Regions from separate parts of the Homo sapiens genome. Here region 2 is linked to region 1. Evidence: chromatin loops called from intact Hi-C (ENCODE). Cell type or tissue: PC-3. All regions are shown on one strand.

What was found. Peaks named below come from ENCODE experiments on the same cell type or tissue, not always from the same donor. Only the 100,000 strongest peaks of a DNase experiment are listed, where the experiment ranks them.
Region 2: a loop joins it to region 1, with 6 times the contacts of the local background. A loop is called at or near these places in 3 of 110 quality-filtered maps.

Annotation. Positions count from the first base shown.
Region 1 is chr1:219,551,072-219,559,071 of GRCh38, forward strand. LYPLAL1-AS1 (LYPLAL1 antisense RNA 1) reads right to left here and starts at 6,253. Exons shown (of 4, transcript NR_135822.1): 1 at 6,120-6,253. LOC124904514 (a long non-coding RNA gene) reads left to right here and starts at 4,329. Exons shown (of 2, transcript XR_007066882.1): 1 at 4,329-4,406; 2 at 6,122-6,636. RefSeq lists an enhancer at 3,943-4,642. In PC-3, no CTCF peak of the experiment used is centred here; DNase peaks (open chromatin) are centred at 4,430 and 4,990; H3K4me3 peaks cover 947 bases; H3K27ac peaks cover 2,480 bases.
Region 2 is chr1:219,398,569-219,406,568 of GRCh38, forward strand. It overlaps a transcript of LYPLAL1 not described here. Among named protein-coding and RNA genes, the nearest start is that of LYPLAL1-AS1, 150 kb to the right of the region's middle. RefSeq lists an enhancer at 804-1,433. In PC-3, no CTCF peak of the experiment used is centred here; no DNase peak of the experiment used is centred here.

The DNA of each region.
Region 1 (8,000 bases):
TTAAAGTCACAGGCTATTCTAAAATATGTCTAATATAAACAATAAATCTGGTTATTATCATTCTACTCAAATCTTTTCTTTGTGCTTTAGAGGGTCCAATAAGGTACTATTCCAGAACAGGAGAGAGGAAGAGCTCAGGTATTCAACTTCACCTGGGTACCCCCTGCATCACGATAACAAATGCATGGGAATTGTTCTCCTTTTTAAATATTGGATCACATTTTCTTAATTCCACCTGAAAACAGCCTTCTGGCATTTCATGGTAAACATGTATAGTCATACAGCTTAGATGAGGCTACCCTACTAAGCAGAACGTAAATAAGAAAAACTTGCACTGCTCGTCAACCTCTAAAATGTTCAAATATGGGCATAACTGAGAAATAGAGAGAGACAGGACAGTAATGTTTTATCTTAAATTAAGTTTGCCAGTTATACTGAGAAGCTGCTCAGGCTCTTCTTGATCCATCTACTTAACAGTGCCCCAAATTTTTATACAAACATACCAAGGAACTTGTCCCATTATGGGAAACCCAACCACAAACCAAAAAAATCACCCTTCTCATTCAATTTGGTAGCCATATATTCTTCAGGGAATCTCAGGATAAGAAAGATATAATAGTATATCAAGGCAAATATACAATACAATATTTCCAAGTAATGCCCTTGGTAATAGAGGTGAGTTTGATTTCTACATAATCATATTTTTACATAATGTAATGTGAGTGCTTTGTACTTAGCCAGCTCTGGGTTTGGGACCCAGTTTTGGCATTAATATGTAATATTGGCAAGGTGACACCGAACAAGTTACCCAATCTCTCTGAGACAGCTTCCTTATCTGTAAAATGAGGATAATTATAGTTCCCGTACCATAGACTTGTTGTTGGGATTAAACATGTTAAAGATACAAAACAATTAAAGCAGTGTCTGGCACATAGTAATCACTCAATAAATGCTGGCTTTACATTAACGGTCCCAGACCTTCCTTCTGTTGTATCTTGATTTCCTATGGTCATCATTAGCTCTGGCATCACTTAAAGGAGACAATGAATGTATTTCTGAGGAAGAGATCATCTCAGAACAGTCAGGCAAATGGAGAAATGCTGACCAAGGACCAGAGAACCCACTTGCTTACATTGGAGATGAAGAAAGTCTTATTATTCTGGGGAGCTAAAGGGAGATGGAGAAAGTAGGTGTATAATTATAATATTTCTAATAAGAAATATATTTGGTCTTTGTCTCCAGTTTCTGGTGCAAAGCTCTTAAAACCCTTGGAATTTCCTGAGTGATAGGAGTGTCTTTGTTATTCACAACATCACAGGGACAATAGCTCCTGTACTCACGATTCTTCTGGACCTCAGCCTATGTACCTTTTCATTTGGTTCATCCATATCCTTTATAATACTCTTTACAATGAGCTGGTAAATATAAGTAAATGTTTTCCTGAGTTTTGTGTGCCATTCTAGCAAATTAGCAAACCAAGGAAAGGGTTATGAGAATCCCTGATTAAGACCTCAAGATCAGTCAGAAGTACAAGTGATCCAGACTTGCAATTGGCATCTAAAGTGAACGGGGGCAGTCTTGTGGGGCTGAGCCCTTAACCTGTGAGGTCTGTGCTAACTCCACATAATGAGAGTTAGTATTGAATTGAGTTGTAGGACACATGGTTGGTGTCCAGGGACTTGAATTGCTTGGTATGGAAAAAAAAAAAAAACACACATTTGGTGTCAGAATTGTTGTGAACAGAGTAACAGTTTTCCCAGAATAGGGCATGATGTTTTTGTTTCCTATATTCATTTCTGGCCCTCTTACAAGTCTGTAAACAGATTCCAGTGATATGTTTTCCAACAGGGAAAGCAATGGGGTGAACCAGAGCATTGAGAGAAAATTGCCTGCAATCTCCACCACACTCCCACCTGCCACCAAATAACACAGCTAAGGGGTCTAAGCTCTGCTAAAAATGACAGGTGTGTAGTCAACCTCTGTGTAAGTTCTGTTTCCTTGGAAGGGCCTTTCTAAGAACAGAGGTAGACTCTAAGTTGTTTTTTTGTTTGTTTGTCTTGTTTGTTTTTTGCTTAATGGAAAACCAGGCTGTCAACAGATTTTGAGACCAATACTTCTAAGTTAGAATGGTTAACCAAATCATCAAGGGAGAAATCTAGAAAAAATACTGGAGTCTCGTTCTAAGCATGAGCTTTTGACACAAATAGATGTGGCTTTAAATCTTAAAACATGCTGCCATTTATGAGCTTTAGGATCTTGAGCATGTTAGTTAATTTATTCTAGCCTCTTTTCCCATCTAGGGTGACCATTCCTTCCACTTTTCCTGGTACAGTACAAGCTATACCTGTTGTCCCTTGATAATTAATAAAAGTTGCCTTATCATTCTGAAAGGGCCCCAGTTTGGATAATAAATGTTATGGCTACATCCATTCTTCTGTAAAATGGAAATAATAAGCACCTCCCAGGGTGGTTATGAAAGCTAACCATAATCTATATTAGTAACTACTATAATGCCTTGCACATAGAAAGTGCTCAGTGAAAACTAGTTCTCCTTTACCTGTTCACACCAGATCTATACTGTCCAGTACAGTAGCCATTAGCCTCACATTGCTACTGAGGAATGTGCTATAAATGCAAAAAATGCACAAGATTTTGAAGATTTAGTACAACAAAAGAAGATTAAATATCTCATTAATAATTTTATATTAATTACATGTCCAAATGATATTATTTTGGATATACTGTATTAAGTTAAACAAAATTTATTGTTAAAATTAATTACAACTGTTTATTTTTACTTTTTTTGGCATGACTTCTTAAAAAAACCCTGGATCACAGCTCCAGATGTTCTGTTTATGTAACTGCTAACCCCCTAACCTCATCCACCATCACCACCTCACTCTTAGCTTCCCCCTGCCCAGGAATTCTTCCTTCTAAAACTCAATGCAAGAATCAAGTACTCTTTCATCATATTTACCAACATGTTCTTACTTTATTTTCTGGATTTTGGGAGGTAAAAGGGCAGTCAACTAGGGGGCAAAATAAAATCAACCTTGATCATGGCTCTCACGAATGGTTTTTCCTTAGGGATAGAAGCATTGACCTTGAATACATTAGGAAAGCTGAAGAATCTGGGTCAACATTGGAAAATGTCCATATTAACAAAGAAAAAGGAGCTTGGTTTGCCAGAAAAGATATTGCAATCTCTCCCTCGATCAGATTTGCTAATTCTTGTGAATGCTTGTGAAACACCTCGGGTCTCAAATCCAAATCACATGAAGAACTAGGCCCTTGAGCACATCATTGGTGCTGTCTCTTTGACAAAAAGCATTTTTAGTTGATGGAAAATCACCAACTTTCACCCCTAAAAACATCTGTGAAGAGCAGAAAACAGCCTGACTCTTATAGATGTCCCTGACAGGTGAGTTGAAAAGACATAGAGAACAAACTATAGAGAAAATTTACTCCAAAACAATTATTTAATTCTATCATGCCCATGTCACACTGATACAGCTGGTTAAAAAACACAAATGTTCAATTTAAAAAAATAGCAAGTTAGACTTAAGAAAAAATTTGATCAAATAGCGTACTTAAAATATTTTCAGATATGTAATATTTTAAAAATGTTTTTGTTGGGAAGAACCCATTGGCTGGGGTGGTTGTCCTGGCATCACATGTAGACACCTGTCAATTCTGTCATAGAGGTAAAAGAGAAGCTGGTTTCTTAGCACAACCAAAAATGAGCTTTAGTTAATGTACTGAATTTTTCACAGTTCAACCAGTTGTTTTAGCACTGCACAGACACAAATGTGTACATTACTCCCCAGAAGAGCACCGTGTCCCCTGACAGTCTTATAGCTTAGAAGGAGGGAAATAGACAATATGAGGAGTACGTGTTGGATAAATCTAATATCTAATGTATTCCATGAGATGGTTTGCGTCTGAGCTCCACCACCTCTCATCAGTTAACTCTCGCATTCACTCACCCCACAATCAAATAATTCCCTTCTAATTCTCTTCTTTGATAGCAAGCCAACCCTGGGAGAAACAATGGTTTGGAACAATAGCACCTGAGGTGGAAGAAAACACAGTGGGCCTCTCACTTTCGCTCTCTAACCACAACAATTGAAAGAGACTATGGCCTGAAAAATCTATCTGCTCCTAAATGGTACCCAGATGGAAATCACAGCTGCTGTCATGTACCACCTGTACCTACGCCCATCCATCTTCAGAACACGCCTGGGGCAGAGGAGAGAAATCGAGTTGACAGAGCAGTTAAAGAGCCTCTCTTTTCTCCTGCATACTTTTCCTTTTATCTTTTTCTCTTCAGTTTCAGAGCTTCTTGTTCTCACCTTCATGCTGTGGCAATGCTGACAAAAGAAAACTGCAGCCTCTGAGAACCAGTGGTGAGTAATAGCCCCAGGCTCTGAATACCTAATGTCTATTGTATGTTGAGGGGAGGGAGAGCCAAAGGGAGGAGAGGAATTTGGTCAAATAGCCTGTGTAGAAACAGGACCTTTCGGTGACAATCCTAAATGCATCCAGAGAGTATCTGAGTTTTGATACCTCTCCTCTAATTAAATCCAAGGATCTAATATGCATGGCCTTTAGGAATGCGTTGTTCAAACAGATTTGATTCCTGCCCAGAGGCTTTTTAAGCCACTGACCACTTTGAACCTAATTAGAAAAAGCAGAGGACACTGGAGACGTTTAATAAAAGGAATCGAATTGCTGCTTCATCTTCATGACCTGGGATTTATAAGGGAATTTCACTGGCTTTGTAGCAATGTAAAATAAATAGACATTAGATGATGACAGGGAAAACAAAATTGCTGCCAAAGCTAAAAAGAGCTTGGCAAAAGAAGAAAGAACTACTACATAGTTGGTCATTATTTACTGTACAAACCTTTTCATAAAGCAGAGAAGAGAGATACATAGGAATAATGGGCCCTTGCTAAAAGATGAAAAGGGCTTTCTATAGCTTACATTATCCCCTGACGAAGGCACTGACGTGTCCCAGTTGTTACACAATCTTATTGTTCTATTCAGCCATTCAGAAAGCTGAATGAACAGCCCTGCTCTGAAACTTTTAAAGGCTGAAATCAACAGGCCACTCATTTCCAAGGAAAAGAATAAAATTGTAACGGATGGAAATAACTAATTAATTTGTTAATCTTTGCAGACTGCCACGGTCCATTGCATATGCTCTAACCAGTTAATTAGTCTTTAGCCTGTAATTCTAAAATGTAAATAAGTGCAGTTACCTAACCCACCAGCTCCTAACAAAAATATCCAACTATTCATTATTTAATTTAAAAGGAAGAAGGCTTTGCTTTTCATTGGTGGTGGTGTTCCTGAGATGTTAACTAAACACCGTGACCTAAGTTTAATTTCATCACACCTTACTGAAATGGTTTTATTCTAAAGTATATGCCCCTCTCCCCACTCCAGAAAGCTAAAATCATGAGGCTTAACTAAAGTCAGATCTATCCAATCCAACAGGAGATTATTTTTAGATGTTAATGAAGGAAAGGGTTTTTGTAAACTGTAAAGTGCTGGTAGCTATAAACCACTATAACTGTAAACTTGAACAAAAGTACATTATTTATTGATGTTAATTAATAGTCTATTATTCTATTAGATTGCATTTCAGTCACTAAAATCATTAGTAGACTCATTCAGCCTTTCAAATGTGTGTGAGAGGTAGGAAGGAGATCGGTGGGATAGGGCAGAAAGTGGAAGCAAATGCGTTCCTATGGCATTTGAGAAACACGGAAGAAAGTCCTAAAATGTATCCAAGAGAATCACAGCAAGGGACTCCTCTAGCGAAGAAGAGGACATTGATCCCATGAGCTGTACTGGTATCTTTTATAGTATCCAAAGCAGAGCAAATCCCCAATTAATTAGGGTGGTCAGAAAATGGTGGGTTCTTATTATTTCCCCTCTAAAGCACTGTGGGGCCCTATAAAGACTGAGTACCCAACTGGCCCTGCATCTTTGTGATCACAGGGCCTTGAGCAAGATACTCATCCTCTCAAAATGTCTTTGTTTGTTTTTGAATGTTTATAAGAGACTATCTGAAATTGGATAATTTATAAGAAACAAAATTTATGTCTTACAGTTCTGGAGACTGAGACATCCAAGGTTGGCGGGGGGCACATCTGGTGAGAGAGAGCCTTCTTGCTGGTGGGGACTCTGAAGTGCCCCACAGGGTATCCCATGGAGAGGGAGCTGAGGGTGCTCCCATGTGCCCACTTAGCACTCTCTTCCTCTTCTTATAAGCCACCAGTTCCCTTCCCATGATAACTCATTAATCCATTAACCCATTAATTGAAGAATGGATTAATCCATCCATGAAGGCCAAGCCCTCATAACCAATCACCTCGTAAAGGCCCACCTCTCAATACTGCCACATTGGGGATTAAGTTTCAACATGAGTTTTGGAGAGGACATTCAAACCACAGTACTAAGCCAATGCTTCTTCCTCTACAGGGAAACTGGGAAACTGACACTTCCTGCCTTATATTGTTGCAGTTGCAAAGATCAAATACCAAGGTTATGGGAAGATGTTTTGAAGCCCCATATAAATATGTAATTTAATTTATTCCAATAAAGACTCATTGCACAGGCTGGGCACAATGGCTCACACCTCTCATTTCAGCTCTTTGGGAGGTCAAGGTGGGCCGATTGCTTGAGCCCAGGAGTTCGCGACCAGCCTGGGCAATATGATGAAACCCCATTTCTACAAAAAAAATACAAAAATTAGCTGGGTGTGGAGGTGTGCATGCTTGTAGTCCCAGCTACTTGAGAGGCTGAGTGGGAGATCGCTTGAGCTTGAGAGGCAGGGATTGCAGTGAGCCGAGATTATGCCACTGCACTCCAGCCTGGGCGACAGAGCAAGACCATGTGTCAAAAACAAACCAACCAACAAACAAACAAAGACTCATTGCACATATAAGCAATAGATCAACCATTTTCAAAGAGCATAACCAAAAAAAAAATCCAACACTACACAAATCTTGAATATAATTTAACCTTTCTTCGAAAGTTTAGAAAGTATTTCAAGATGAGGCAATGCTTTTCTCTAACATTAACATGAGCATCGATTACAGAAATGTTCCACTGAATTACATGGCAAAATTAAAATTCTGATGATTTTATGTACATGGTTGCTTGAAATATGAGCTATCAGTAGCTACTATATCCCATTAGGCCTTTCAAGTTCACATCATAAGTTGTATAAGAGATAGGACACCTCCATTGAAAACATCAGTCGACTTAGACGATTTCTGTCAGATATTATTGATTCAGCAATATAAGAATGCGACGATGTAGTCCCAGCTACTGGGGAGGCTGAGGCAGGAGAATGGCGTGAACCTGGGAGGCAGAGCTTGCAGTGAGCCTGGGAGACGGAGCTTGCAGTGAGCCGAGATCGCGCCACTGCACTCCAGCCTGGGTGACAGAGCAAGACTTCGTCTCAAAAAAAAAAAAAAAAAAAAGTCAACGAAAGGACATGGGTTTGGAGAGTAACCAGAGATGCTGCCAATTAAAGATACCCCTTACTCAAGACACTTTATTTCTCTCTGTTGGAACATTGTCATAATATACTGTCATCTACTAAAAAATTACTGTAATAAATATAAAAATCTTCACTGTCTGCCATGACAGGAACCGCATGAGCTGTTATGCCCTTCTGCAACGCAGAACTTTCCCAACCATATATGGTGGCCCTGAGATGTGTAGTTTTGCCCTTTACACCTTTATTTTCTATTAGTACATTTACTTTTTAAAAAAGTATGAACTATCATTTGCAATTTGAAAAACATCAAATACAGAACATTTAAAAAATATATCGCTAGACCTCAAAATGAATCTTAATGGCAATCACAGATTTCAACCCTTTCAACCAGATTTCTGAGTGTCTGAACATAGATGTAGGCTCTGAGACTATGATTTCTAGCTTGTTTTTCCTAAATATTCACTGTGTAATTGGGACACTA
Region 2 (8,000 bases), 150 kb before region 1:
AGCACAGTTCAGACCCTTGCTGAGGAGATGGTGTGGTCATTTGGAGGAATGAAGGCACTTTGGCTTTTTGAGTTGTCAGAGTTCTTGCACTGGTCCTTTCTCATCTTTAAGGGCTGATGTTCCTTCAGTCTTTGAAGTTGTTAACCTTTGAATTGTTTTTCTATTATCCTATTCGATGACCTCGAGGGTTTGATTATGGTATAAGGTGAATTCATCCAACTGGCTTAGTTTCTGAAAGATTTTAGGGGGCCAGTGCTGAGTTCCCAACTCCTGGACTGCATGCTCTAACTCTGGATGACTTTTATTGTGCCCTGTCTTTGTTTTCTGGCCTCTTGATGTTAGGAATCCACTGTGCTGAGTGGCCTGAGGTGCTCCCAGACTGCTAGTCACTACACTCCAATGGATGGTGTCAGCCAAAGCATTTCATAGTGCAGTGACAGTGTGATCCGTCCTCATTTGCACATGCCAGCAGCAGCAGCAGTAGCAGTGCAGGGAGGGGCACCCTTGTTGGCTGCAGCAGGGTGCTAGTGGGTGTGGGGGTGCCTGCCTCCATGTGGGTGTTCACCACAGTGGTGGAAGCAACATGGCTCAGTGAGCTGGGGCGGGGGGGCCTCCCAGTGACTGTGCACACAGTCACACTGGTAGAGGCATTGGCACAGGGTTGGGGCACTGGTGGGCACAGGTCTGTGTGCATTCTCAGTGTACTACAGACAGGGGTGGTGACTCAGGTCCAGGGAGGGTCCACTGTTCTCTGTACCTAGTTTCACTCCCATGGCAGTGTTGGTGCAAGGCCAGGGCACTGGTGGGGGTGTGGCTCTGTGCCAAACAAGGGTCTAATTGCAATGGCAGTTGCCAGGATAAGGGGGATGGACTGCACTCCTGCCACAGAAGTGGCAGGTCAGGGTGCATCCAGTCACACATGCTGGTGGAGCAAGGAAGGCAAAATCTACCCATGCGCTGGCGAAGCAATGTGGGGATTTGCTGTGGGGCCCAGCAAAGCTGCAGTGTAAGAGGGAGCAGGGGGGTTGGTGCATGGCTATGGGGGCCACCCTGATGGAGCTCTCCACTGATCAGGTACTATGGTATGCCAGCCCAGGAGCTATAATGTGGGCCCCCAGGCACCCGAGGCTGCTCTGCACACAAACACAGACAAGGTGGGGTCCCAGGAGAGGCCAGGACTAAGGGGTGCTCAGGTCGGTCAGACCAGCCCCATCTGATGAGCAAGACTGCCCAGTAGAGTTCAGGTCCGACAGTTCTGCTAGGGTTAAAGTCTCCTATTGGAGCAAGTTAAGCCCAGGGGTTTGGCCATCCCTAGCCATGCTCTGCTACAGATGCTCCCACACCAAACCCGCTGGTCTCTACATCAGCTGGCTTGCTGACCCTACCACTTCTCTAAGCAGCTCTCCCTGCCAACTGGAGTGTCTGTGGTGGTCAAGGGGTCTCTTCCTGCAGGGATTCCAGAGGTCCAAGGTAAGAGCATGTTGCTTCTTGCCAGTTCCACTCACCTATTTCCCCAGAGTCACTGGGGACCAGGAATGAGTCCTGATGCACAGTATCGTCGTGCGGGGTTCCCAGCTTCCTTCCCCTTCAGCCCAGCTTCTGCATCTTCCCTCTGACCACTCTCAGTGCCTTCCTGATGAAGATCTGTTAGGAGTGCACCAGTTGTCTCAGCCCTTTGGTGGCAGCTGTTCCATGTGGCAGCATCTAGTTGGCCATCTTGCCCTTTCTCAATGTAAATTTTTGTTTAAATATCTCCTTTTTCATACTACAACTATTGTTAAAGAATGTGTCACCCAGAGTGATAAATCTATGGAAGCAAAGCAAATATCATCAATAAGAAATTCTGTAGCCTCCAATGCCTGATTTCACCCAGGCAGTAAACTCATGGCAAAGCTGTGTGCCCTATCTATCTATCTATCTGTCTATCTATCTTTTTTTTTTTTTTGAGACAGAGTCTTGCTGTGTTGCCCAGGCTGGAATGCAGTGGAACGATCTCAGCTCACTGCAACCTCTGTCTCCCAGGTTCAAATGATTCTTGTATCTAGCCTCTCGAGTAGCTGGGATTACAGGTGGTCACCACCACACCCAGCTAATTTTTGTATTATTAGTACAGACAGGGTGGGGTTTCACCATTTTGGCCAGGCTGGTCTTGAACTCCTGACCTCAAGTTATCCACCTGCCTCAACCTCCTAGAGTGCCGGGATTATAGGCATGAGCCACTGCACCCGGCCTGTCTATCATCTATCTATCTATCTGTCTGCCTATCTAGCTATCTATCTAATGATTGGAATATTCAAAGTTTATTAAAAAGCATGCTGGAAAATTTCACTCTACTGCAAAACACACCATCTCTTTATTTTTCCCATATCCAATAAAAAAGGGTTTGATGAATATTCTCAATTACCTTGTATCTCAGTCTATATCTCAGTTGTATATTTTACATGATTTTAAGAAGAGATTAGAAGTTTTATTATTATTTCTTATAAATCAATATTACATTTTTAGATAAAAGAAATATATAGTGGGGTTAGTTAACATTTTGTTTTTTCTAATTATTTATTCAGGCTCCAAAAACATTTTCAATAATTTTTTCACAAATTGCTCTCATCAATTTTTGATCTGCTAATTTATCACTACTGTATGTTGATTAATACTGTTTATTTATTTGGCAAAACTTACAAATAAATGATAAATTCTCCTGTAAGTAATGCTCTTAACAAAAATTCTTAATAATGTTTATAAGCCCCATGCTAGGTAGTAGCCTAATGCCTTTTCTTTTTTTAATTGCCACTTAACCCTGCCTCCTTCTTGCAATAAAACATATTCATTCATGTGTTAGTGAATAATTGGGGAAAGGAAATCCCATACATCTATCAAGAGATACATTTTCAATAATATTTTTATTTTTCTATTTGATATCTATTTATAAAAGTGTTTCAATTTTTGTGATAAATTTTATAAAATTATAAAATAGTAATATTTATAATGAAAATTATATCTTTGACTACTATTTCAAATTACAATGAAGTACTTTATATGTCAAATGCAAATATAGAATTAAATTCATAGCTTTTCAAACTCTTTTGGAAGGTATGCCAGCAAAATATTATAAAGTTTACAGTTGTAGCCATGTGTATAATTATCCTGAGTAATTAAATCCATAAGTAGCAAAATGTATAACATGTAGCTCTGGTATACCAAAATAATTTTGCTAGTCCTATTGCTAGTAGGATATATGCTTTAATTTGGTATTGTTTTTCTAGAACTAGGGATGGATATGAATAGAGTGATTTGTGTTTTCAATCCTCTGGTGACCAGTGACCTCCATGTGTTTACATATTTGACAAATGCCCAGGTTGGTCAATTGTTAGCAATAAGGAAAATCTTACATGATTATATAAGTATGTTGCCCTAGAACTTGGCCTCCTATTGCATAGAGAGGCTTATTTCTAAGAGAAATGTACCCACTGGGTCTTTCTTGGACAATTCATCATATATTATTATGCAAAGTAAAAGCTGGCAATAAAAAGCTTGGTTTTTAAAAAGGGAAAGAAAAACAGAGAATTGGATTAGTTTCAATTTGTTTTATTTAACTTGTATTCTGTTATTTCCAAGTTTCTGTTTGGAAAATATGAAATGCCAACATTTTATATAATGATGTCATTGCTATAAAAATCATTTTTAAAATTTTTCCTTTGAGGTTTAGTTTAGTTAGTTCTGCAATAAGCTGAATTGAGGCTCTTGAATCAGATCCCAAACAAAAAAGAAAGTAAATTGCCCACCATTTTAAATAAAAATTGAGTGTTTATTTTATTTTGTTTTTCAGTGCCATATTTGAAACTAGAAGCAGTTTGTTTAAACATGATCATTTATATTTGAAAAGTGCATTTCCCCCTAAGATAAGCATTCACATCAAAAGGAACATTACAAAGTTTCATAAACAATAAAGTCAATCAGTTAATTATTCTTGGACCAGTATATTGACTTCTGGTGAGTTTCTACTAATATACTTTTAAAAATAACTGGATTGTATTACTTGCTAAAATACCACTAAAGGAAAACCCTACCAGAAACCAAAAAAAAAAAAAAAAGCTAATGAAAAAATTGCAATTTTTTATTGTATAGTATGCATCATTTGGTAAGATTAAGAAGTACTGAAAGAGATCTTTTATGTCACATAAATACATATTAATTCAGTCTGAATTCATACTCTGTAGGCAGTTAATTCATGTAATCGTGAGAATAAGGAAGAAGTAAAAAGGTAGAGAGAAAAAACCTAAGAAAAGGGTTATTATGTTTTGGGAGTAAGGAATAGGGCCAGAGGGAATATAGATATTCCCAGGAATCTATTTCTTTCTTGCCTGAAAGTTCTGTCAAGAATGAAGAGCTCCTCACACTGTGCTTATATTTGAAACCCAGAGAATTACTGGAACCCAAGGATCAGGAGAGAATAAAGAGGGATTGAAATCTAGGGGTCATGCAAAGTAGAGAGATACAATCCTCAGGGGCAGAAACCAATTTCATGTTGTGACTACAAGTCATCACCATCATAGTAGTCAGAAAGACCTGGAAAGCAAGTGACTCATGCAATTATTTTCTCAGTGAAAACTTGGGTGCATGCACATGCCAGTTTTTGGGTTAAGTTCTAGGTATACAATGAAGAGAAGTAGTCCTTGCCTTCTAAGAGTGCATAATATAGTGGCAGAGACAGACAAGAAAACAGTCACTCACAACATAGGGACCTAAAGGGGATGTGTCTACAGTGCATGGGGATTGCAGAAGAGGGCCTCTTCCCAGCTTTCAGAAAACCCTGGGGGGCTGACCAAAGAAGGTAGGATATCCTGACTGAATTCTGAACGCTGAGTATAATTTAATTATTGAAAAGTGTGGAGGAGAGGGAGAAGCAGGGAACTGGGATCACAAGAGGAGTAAACAATCTATGTAAAAGACGCGGCAGGAAGAGAGCTTATTTCAGGTGAATTGACTGCAATAGCAGTTTATGCTTTAGGACAATAGGGTGCCAGTGGGGAGATTTTGAGTAGAAAAATAATATACATCATTTGAATTTCCCTGTCAAAATATAACCTCTGGATGCAGTGTACAGAGAATAGTCAAAGGGAGCAAAAACTGAAGGCAGAAAGATTAGAAGACTGTTGCGTTAATTCCTTTATTTCTATTTTTCAAAATTTAAGAACCTCAATCTGAGATTTCTCATCCATGCAGTGAGAACTTTCAATGAGCCATTTATATATACAACCTTTCTGCCAATCAGGAACTACTTTTAATGGTCTCAGTGTAGATATATATCTTATTCAGCTTGACTGCCATAACAAAATACCGTAGGCTGGGTGGCTTCAAGAATAGAAATTCATTTTCTCTCTGTTCTAAGGATAGAAGTTCAAGATCAAGGTGCTGATATAGTTGATTCCTGGTGAGGGCTTTCTTCCTGGCTTGCAGACACAGCTGCCTTCTGGCTATGTCCTCACATAAAGGAGGAAGACAGAGAAGGAGGAGAGAGGGAGGGAGGGAAAGAGGGAGAGAGAGAAGAGAGAAAAGAGAAATACCTCGTGTCTCTTTTTATGAAGGTGCTCATCTCATCATAAGAGCCCCATTCTCATGACCTTATCTAAACCTAACTAATATCTCCAAAGCCCCATCTCCAAATGCCATCACATTAAGGGGTTGGGTTTCAACATATGGATCGTGAAGCTGAGGGGAGCACACGTCAGGGCATAGCACTTCAGTTGATATATTAGTTATGTAATTAAAATCCAAAAGAGTAATCCTTTTCCAGAGGGGTTGCTAATAATCTAGTCCTTTCAATTATGTCATTTTGTAAATAAGGAGACCCTTGTCTTATTCTTAATCATCTTTAAATATTTTGGTGCTAGAAGATGGTCTCTTCAGATGGTCACTTATTGTTTCTTAGAGTGACAGAATATAGAATAATAATGTGCATAATAGTAAACTCCTCTGCAGTTTTGCAATGTGTTGAGCCCAAATAATATAAATATAGGGCCCTATGAAAACACACAAAAAAAGGGACACCAAAGCCCAGGCTGGAAATCAAAGAGATGTTGGTTCATGGGTTCAAAAATACAGTTAGATAGAAGGAATAAGTAAGTCCTAGTGTACAGTAGCACACTAGGGTGGCTACACTTAACAATAATTTGTTGTATATTTCAAAATAGCTGGAAGGGAAGATTTGAAATGTCCTCAACACAAAGACATGATAAGGGTTTGAGGTGATGGATATCCCAATTACCATGATTTGCTCATTACACATTTTTCACCTCAACTCCACTGAGTCATCTTTGACACCACGTCCTTTTTACAATTTCATCCAGGACAGTGCTTTATAAATTGTTTATGAAAAGCAACTCCCCATCCATTGGTAAGTTTTTGAACATCAAACTGGAAAAAAATGCATAGATAGTAACTTTCACCTTTTATTAATCTGTTAATCATCATCTATTTAATCAATAAACATTTTCTAAGCACCTAGCTGTATAAGGTACTTTCCAGATACCTGTGGGGGAGGAAAAGAGGATTTGCATGCCATAGTTAAGTGTCATTGTACACATTTTCATCATAACAGTTAAAGGTAAATTCTCTTTCCCTCTTCTGCATTAACAGCATAAGTCTGCATGGAGCTCATATTGACTATTTTCTTGTGAACTAGATAAGCTTCAGCTTGGTTGAGTAGATAACACCACCAAATAAATTCCCTTGGGGATTAAAATGTGTGTGGTGTCAGTGACCTAGCATAAACACAGGCAAATAATATCTGCAGACAAATGGTAAATTTGTATATTTGTTCTCTGAGGCATACTCTTTGAAAATTTCAAGAATAATCTATCTTAGGAATAGATGTTTCCCTTGAAAGAAAAATGGTACATCTCTGGCAAGTAATCAGAGGATACATGAGCATATTATACACACACACGTATATATCTACCACTTTTCATTTCTGAAACAGAAGAATTCTCAAAGGACCATCTTCTGAAACACTAAAATTCTCAAAAAGTTTCCCAGAACAGCGCATTACTATAACTTGACACCATGTTTTAGATATTACCCAATAAATGTTTGCAAGGTAGCAATAAACCTTTTTTCTAATAGCAGGCTTCATGCTGTGCTACCAGAGCGCAGAGGAAATGACTGAGCAGAAAGCTCATATACAGTATGCAAAGGCAGCATCAAAGACCTTCCAAGGCCAGTTCATTACAGTACCTCTGAGGAGGGTCAGAGCCTGCCCTGATTGCTTCCTCATTAGAGGTCACTTGCTTCAGTCCTGTCTAATAACCCCTAAATATGGAAGCACTCAGCAAGGCCACACTTGAGGTAGTCAGAGGTGTTTGGTATACTGGGTTGAGCAGCTGAAAGTTGGAATGCCTTGCAAGTCTACTTATAATAAAAGTGTCCCTTCCACCTATTTTTCTTGACAGTCCTACAGCTGCTGACATTAGCCAGCTCTGCATGTCCCCAGCTTCAAGTGCCAACTGCAACCCAATACGCTTGAGATTTGAGAATCCCATTTTCTTAAAAGTTTATAGAAGCATTCAGGCAGAAGTCCGCCTTTTAAAAAAGGAAATAAGTTATTATTATGCAAACAATTTTCTCTGCATTGGGGCCAAGAGCTTTTCAAGTTAACTGATTTTAATTCGCTAAATTTAATGTGACAGTTTGCCTCTTATTCGGGAAAGGGAAGCTTTGAAACTGAGACTGAAATTGGAGCTATCATGCTCAATTTTATGCTTAGAAAAACATATCGCACAGGTTTGAAGCAAGTTTATCTCTGTGGTTCAGGTGTGTATCTACTGAAGTCAAAGAACCTCACTGCTTTCATTAACTTTGGGCAGACTGTGTGTCACTAATCTGGTTAATAAGATTAGGACCTAAACACACTTGCATGGCTTTATTTTCTACTAGGCTCTAGTTACATTTATAAACATTTACAGTTTCTTTTTACTTAGAGATTGTACTCTTCAAAAATTGAG